2 separate regions of the Homo sapiens genome follow, and region 1 is linked to region 2. Evidence: chromatin contacts called from ENCODE Hi-C or POLR2A ChIA-PET data. All regions are on one chromosome and are shown on one strand. Each heading gives the region's core, a stretch centred on a gene start or an enhancer-like site at or near the end of the contact. The rest is flanking DNA. Distances are from core to core; before and after follow the strand shown. Region 1 overlaps IMMP2L (inner mitochondrial membrane peptidase subunit 2). Region 2 overlaps PNPLA8 (patatin like domain 8, phospholipase A2).

The links. A loop is a pair of places that touch in the nucleus more often than their neighbours do. ChIA-PET counts read pairs that join two places held with the same protein, here RNA polymerase II (POLR2A). Pooled maps may share reads with other maps.
Region 1: a pooled map shows a loop between it and region 2 (19-fold over the local background). The contact joins two enhancer-like sites. A Hi-C loop is called at or near these places in 2 of 50 pooled maps. POLR2A ChIA-PET finds 5 or more read pairs at or near these places in 2 of 52 experiments (OCI-LY7 and activated CD8-positive, alpha-beta T cell).

What each region holds. Positions count from the first base shown.
Region 1 is chr7:111,082,083-111,085,163 of GRCh38, forward strand. The region is part of intron 3 of IMMP2L (inner mitochondrial membrane peptidase subunit 2); the gene reads right to left. Among named protein-coding and RNA genes, the nearest start is that of LRRN3, 7.5 kb to the right of the region's middle. Within about 2 kb of position 1,514, at least 5 of the 41 ENCODE cell types and tissues checked have a DNase peak (open chromatin) inside an H3K27ac peak, as active enhancers do.
Region 2 is chr7:108,501,752-108,505,175 of GRCh38, forward strand. It overlaps PNPLA8 (patatin like domain 8, phospholipase A2), which reads right to left. Exons shown (of 11, transcript NM_001256007.3): 5 at 740-891. Among named protein-coding and RNA genes, the nearest start is that of PNPLA8, 23 kb to the right of the region's middle. Within about 2 kb of position 1,745, at least 4 of the 41 ENCODE cell types and tissues checked have a DNase peak (open chromatin) inside an H3K27ac peak, as active enhancers do.

The DNA of each region.
Region 1 (3,081 bases), core at 264-2,763, 2.6 Mb after region 2:
TTAACAGTAACCATTTGGAGGCTACAAATCCTGAGGTCTGACTCTGAACATGTGTTTGTTTATTGGCACAGGGATAGCACTACACCATTTAGTTATAAAGTACAACGGAGCAAATCTACATTAATATGAGAATCCATATTTTGTCCTGCTTTTTCTATATGTCACACTTCTCAGTGAGACCCTAACAAGAGCAGGAATTAAGAATAGGTCAGAAGAACATCTGCTTTTCTTATTTTGATTACGTGGGCAAGCAAAGGAATTTGCTTTTATAACACCAAAATAACTTGGAATGCGGCAAAAATAAACGCACCTTCTGTCTCATGGAATGTTATTACAGTACAACGCTTTGTGAATGCTTGTTGGCATTTTCAAGCATTTTTTGTTCTCCTCATTTCTTTCTCAGCTCCATAATGCAATCCTCATGGTTTGAGCACTAGACTTCAAATGAGACATCTATTCAGAGAGTGTTCAGACAAAACGAGTGGTTTCCTTAGTAATGGGAACTATGTGAAAGCCTTCAGCACAGCCCCTTCAGACAGCCAGGCTTCTCCCAGGCTTGTGGTTCACACATAGGCTCTCAGTGAGCATTATACAGCTGGGGAGCACCCCCAAAGTCTAAACTGACCAAAGCACTGAATATTCATTGCATTTCTAATCAAATGTACCCTTTATAAAAGGTTAAAGATGTAAGAAGTGCTCTTAATGGCGAGGGTTAATTTGCTCATTTTCTGCATCATGTCTATGGAATGGAAAGAAAGATAAGCGATTTTGCCAAAAAAAAAAAAAAAAAAATGACACGTGTTGCTCTTTTGTTTGATTGTATTTTACATTTCCTTACCTTAAAAACCTAAGCCTGTCCTATTCTTGTTCCTTCTATGCCTAAAGACTACTACTCTGATTTTCCAGTTTTCTGCATAACAATCATCTTCAATAAAGCTTTGAAACTCTGCTATTAAAACAGGGTGCAAATGTTGCCTTTTGTAGTCTCAAATATATTTAAAATATAGTAAAGTAGTTTCATGTATACCAATGTTGAAGTTTTATGTATGTGTATCGATCCATTTTGTTATTTAGTTTCAGGACGACACAATAATTAGAAAAAGAGCTGGATAATACAATTGTCATTCATCTTAAATATTGACTCTTAAAGGCAGACAAATAACAACAACTATCCAAAATAAAAACCAACATGAAAATAATAAAAAATTATCTCAGCTGATATAATGTTTGCCTTTGAGGAATAATGATTTATAGATACCTTCACACTATGTTAATCATCCAATTAGGAGAATAAAAATATTGTCAAACATTTTGGGGTTGAAAAACATGAGGTATAGCTAAATTGTTAGTCTTCTACCATGAATATTTTTTGTCAATCTGGTTACACATAAGCAAACACAGGAAGCAAAAGTTAAGCTATAAAACCCGCAAAGGAGAGGAGAACGAGGGCCTCAAAAGATCACTGAAGAGAAGAAAATACAGTTTTAAGACTGTTGGCTTTGAAGCCTGACTTGCATTCTAGCTTTCCTTCTTCACTAGCGTGACAACTGTAGAAGTTCACCAACCCCAGTTTCCTCTTCTGTGAAAAGGGGAAAGTCCCTGACTGCCTCACGGTACTGTAAGAATGAAACCATATGTGTGCAGGGTCTACCAAGTTTCAGTGTCTTGCATCGAGTTAAACTCAACAAATGCTATTTAATATTATTCTAGGTACTTTAATTTCAGCATACATAATTTCTGCATGTGTACAGCTATGCATATTTTAAAATCTGATCTATTTCATTGTGGTTTGTGGATAGCTCAAGGAAAATCATTTCTATTTTCTGAATAATACCAATAATAAATATAACAACAAAAATACTAAATTTGCTGTCAAGAAATAATTGAACTGAGGAATGAAGAGTGAACAGTAAGAAGTAGGCTTGCTAAACACAAGTGTGAGCCTGACTGTGTTGTGGAGGAAGGGAAGAATGGACTAGAAGGTATGAGATTGGAAGCAAGAAAGATGAACTAGAAAAGATGAGACTGGAAGCAGGGAAGTTAGGAGAAATTGCAGCAGCCAAGGTAAGAGACGATGAATATCTAGCAGACAGAGAAGATAATTTAAGAAAACTTCAGAGTAAAATCAAGTTGTATATGGTGAAATGCAAGATATGAGGCACAAGATCCAAAGTTCCTGTAATTCTCTAGGTAACGAGGCAGCAGCAGAAATAAAATTAAAAAAAAAAAAAAAAAAGAAAGGAAAAAAGAAGAAAGCCAGTTTAGGGGAGCGCTTAAGAGGTCAGCTTTAGACACGTAGAGTACAGAGTGCCTGGGGATCACGCAAGTAGAGACATTTACCAGACAATTGGAGGGAAGGATTGATAGGTAGAAAGATAGATAGACGGATGGATGGATGGATGCACGGATAAAGAGACTGATTAATTTTACTTGCAAGAGCACTGATATAGGTTTGAAAGTAGTAATTACATAGTAGTAGAGACAATATTATCTAAGAGAGCATATAAAGAACAGTAGGCAAAAGAACAAGCCTAGGATAAATACTTAAGAGGTAGATGAACCCACAATGACAAGAGACAGAATGTGCAGACAAGCATGAAGATGACTTAGGAGGCTTTGATGTGCAATAACCAAATTGGGAGGGCACTGGTTGAGATTCCAAAGCAGAATTTCAGTAACAAGTTTGGATTAGAAATCAGAGAAAAGTCAACTGACAAAGTAGGTAGAAAGTGATGATATGATTGTAGCAAATATTGATAGCTCTTCTGAGAAACTTAATGTGAGGAGAACAGAGAAGGAAAGATAGATGAGGGTTCAGGATTAAAGGGATGATTGTTGTTATTATAGTATGAGTAACAAGTAAATGTATGGATTTTGTGGAAATATTGCTAGATATTGTTTCACATCGCTAGAAAAGGAGTAAAAGTCAATCCCCTGAGTGAAAAGAATGGAGAGAGACATAGAGAAAAGCCAAGATGAGAGACCTTTTTGGATCTACAGAGAAATATAAGGAGAAACATAGGGAAGAATAAAGGAATCTGAGGAAGAGACAGAGAAAAAAATTTGTCTCATTGATTCCTG
Region 2 (3,424 bases), core at 495-2,994:
AGGCAGAGGTTGCAGTGATCTGAGATCGCACCACTGCACTCCAGCCTGGGCGACAGAGCAAGACTCTGTCTCCAAAAAAATAAAATAATAAATGAAAGCTAAAATTATAAAACACTGTCAAGGTTTTATGAGAATAATGGTTGATAAGCTTCTGAACTACCAAAAAGGTCTAAAAAGGCCAAATATAAAAATATAAATACTAAAATCAAATCAAATCAAATACAAAAATATAAATACCAAATCAAACCAAAGAACTGAAGTATATGTCAGAGTAGCACTTAGATTAATAAAGTATTAATTAAAACAATTTCATGTTTTATTTTAAAAATTTGATTTTATTTATATCAAATCTTTTTTTTTTTAATTCCTAAAGCTGAATTGAATCTGTAGTTTTTAAGAATCATGTTCCAGCTGGGCGCAGTGGCTCGCGCCTGTAATCCTAGCACTTTGGGAGGCCAAGGCAGGCAGATCACCTGGCGTCAGGAGTTTGAGACCAACCTGGCCAATATGGTGAAACCCTGTCTCCACTAAAACTACAAAAATTAGCCGGGTATGGTGGCGGGAGCCTGTAAATCCAGCTACTTGAGAGGGTGAGGCAGGAGAATCGCTTGAACCTGGGAGGCAGAGGTTGCAGTGAGCTGAGATTGTGCCACTGCACTCCAGCCTGGGCAACAGAGGGAAACTCCATCTCAAAAAAAAAAAAAAAAAAAAAAAAAAAGAATCATGTTCCTAGCCTTACCTTGTTCCTCCACCATCAATTGAGAGAATTCGGATTCCTCTCCCTTTCACTGGATCCACATAGCCAATTAGGGCCAAAATTTCTCTAACTGCAGCCTGAAGAGTTTCATCCTTAATTTGTCTCAGTCGTAATAAATATGGAATAATTCTTTCCTATATTGAGAGAAAAGATACTTTGTTGCTTTTGTCAAATCAAGACTGAAAATGTATGATTATTATTAACCAATACATGCAGTTCACCACATGACAACCAAGGTGACAGTGTTCATTACTTTCTCAGTAATCTTATAAGACAGATTAGTTTTTGATATATTAATGTCAATTTTCTAGATTACATTTGTTCTAATATTGAGGACAAAAATTAACCAATATTCAAAAGTTTTCATTAAAAGATGTAATACTTAACTAGAGAAAATATAATTTATAGAAATTTACAAATTATTATAACAAAAGGTTAACATTATAAATTTTGTATAATATTTAGTCCAAATCCTGAGATTAAGAGGCTAAAACTGATTCACAGTAACTACTAGAAGTTAAACTGTTATTAAAAAGAAATAATGAACCATCTTGTATACATTGCATATGGGATTCAAGGTTGCCTCATAAAAGAATACAAACAAATGTTAACAAAGGTAACTGAGGTGAGAAGGTAAAAGCAGGCCACTACAATTAAATAATCAGTTTAAATAAACCTGAGACTTCAAGATTCTAAGCACTCAACATCATATTGTTGATCACAGACAAGAGCTTAAATCCTAGAGTTCTATGTTGCTTACCAAAGATTCTCTAGCTTCTGTACACAGAAGCATCTTACATAGTCAGTACCGCAGGTTTAATGGAATGGCTGAGTGGCAGCTATAATTCTGCTGTGCAACCTTCTGTAAATCAAACAATTTTCCTAGGTATCACTCATTTTGTTTCTTTTTTATGATCAATCAACCTGAAATACTCTAAATTCTTTCTCAATATTTTTTCCCCTAATATTGAGCTGTGAGGCCCCACTAGAGGAACTTGAGCAATGGTGGAGAATAATGCAAATTTCCATTTCCGGTTAAGATGAAATACTCTGTTACAGATCAACGCTCACATCAACAACAAGAAAATCTTGATGAAATACAAGAAAAGTACCATCTGTTTAAAGGCATCAGACAGAGAGCTGCTGAAGCAACAAGAACAGATGGAGCCAAGAATCTGGAGAAGGAGTAATTGCTAGGAAGTGAGCTGGTAAACTATAGCTTTTCTTCCCTTGAGGCATTTGCTGATTCCAGGAAAAAGTAAAGGACCAAAAAAGTGAGTCTGACTCAGACAGAGGGCCCCAAATAAAGGACAGAGAAACCAGCTGATCGTTTAGCATCTAAGGGGTTTGGAGTGAAAAAAATGGAAGACCTGAAGGGCTTCAAACACATGGTTGGCTTTACCTCAAGACATTTGCTGAATTCTAAAATCATGAGGTGTGGAAGGCAAAAGGTAAGCCGAAGACCTCTGAAAATCAGAGTGGAAGGCTTTGTATTCTTGAGATTTTAGGACCCAATGAGATGGTGGTTAAGTGAACACACCCTGGAAGAATATGCCCAAAAATCAGGGCAAACTAGAGGTCTTACCCAAACTGTAATACAGCCTTGATCCAGATTTGACCCTAACTGAATTAAGGCTATCAGGGCTCCACTCAAATGCCAAACAGAAGAACAAATAAACCCCAGAAAAAGATATAATTTGATATAATCTAGAGCTTATGCAATTTTTTAAACTTACAATGTCCAGCATCCAGAAAAACTATAACGTATGTGAATCCAGTACCGAATTACAAAAACCAAGAATTGATGTTCATATTAGAATTACCACAAAAACATGTTGAAATAAAAATAACAAAATAAAATTATCAAAATATATCAGATACCTATGAATTAGTTAAATAAAATCATTCCAATGGAAGATGTAAAAGACACCCAACACTGAAAATTTTTAAAACACAGGAGGAAAATAAAGATGACCCGAATAATTGAAAAAATATGCCATATGTCATGGCTTGGAAACTCAACAAAGACCCAATTCACCCTAAATTGTTCCACATATTCACTGCAATCCCACCATGTTTTTCTCTTTTAAAAATTTTTTTGTAGATAAGGTGATTCTAAAATTCATATAGAAATATAACATGTCAAGAATAGCCATGCCAACAACATTGAGAAGAACAAGGTTGGAGGATTTATACTACCTAGGTTTATACAGCTGCAAAAATTGAGCCAGTGCACTATCAGCACAACCACACACAAATATACCAGTGGAACAAAATACTGTGTCTGGCTGGGCATGGTGACTCACGCCTGTAATCCCAGCACTTTGGGAAGCCGAGGTGGGTGGATCACCTGAGGTTGGGAGTTCGAGACCAGCCTGACCAACATGGGGAAACCCCATCTCTACTAAAAATACAAAACTAGCTGGGCATGGTGGTGCATGCCTGTAATCCCAGCTACTAGGGAGGCTGAGGCAGGAGAATCATTTTAACCTGGGAGGCAGAGGTTGTGGTGAGCCAAGATTGCACATTGCACTCCAGCCTGGGCAACAAGAGCGAAACTCCATCTCAAAAAATACATAAATGAAAAATACTGTGTCTAGAAACAGATCCATATATACATCTCATTTATGATAAAGGTCTTTTCAATAAATGGTGCTGAGTCAACTG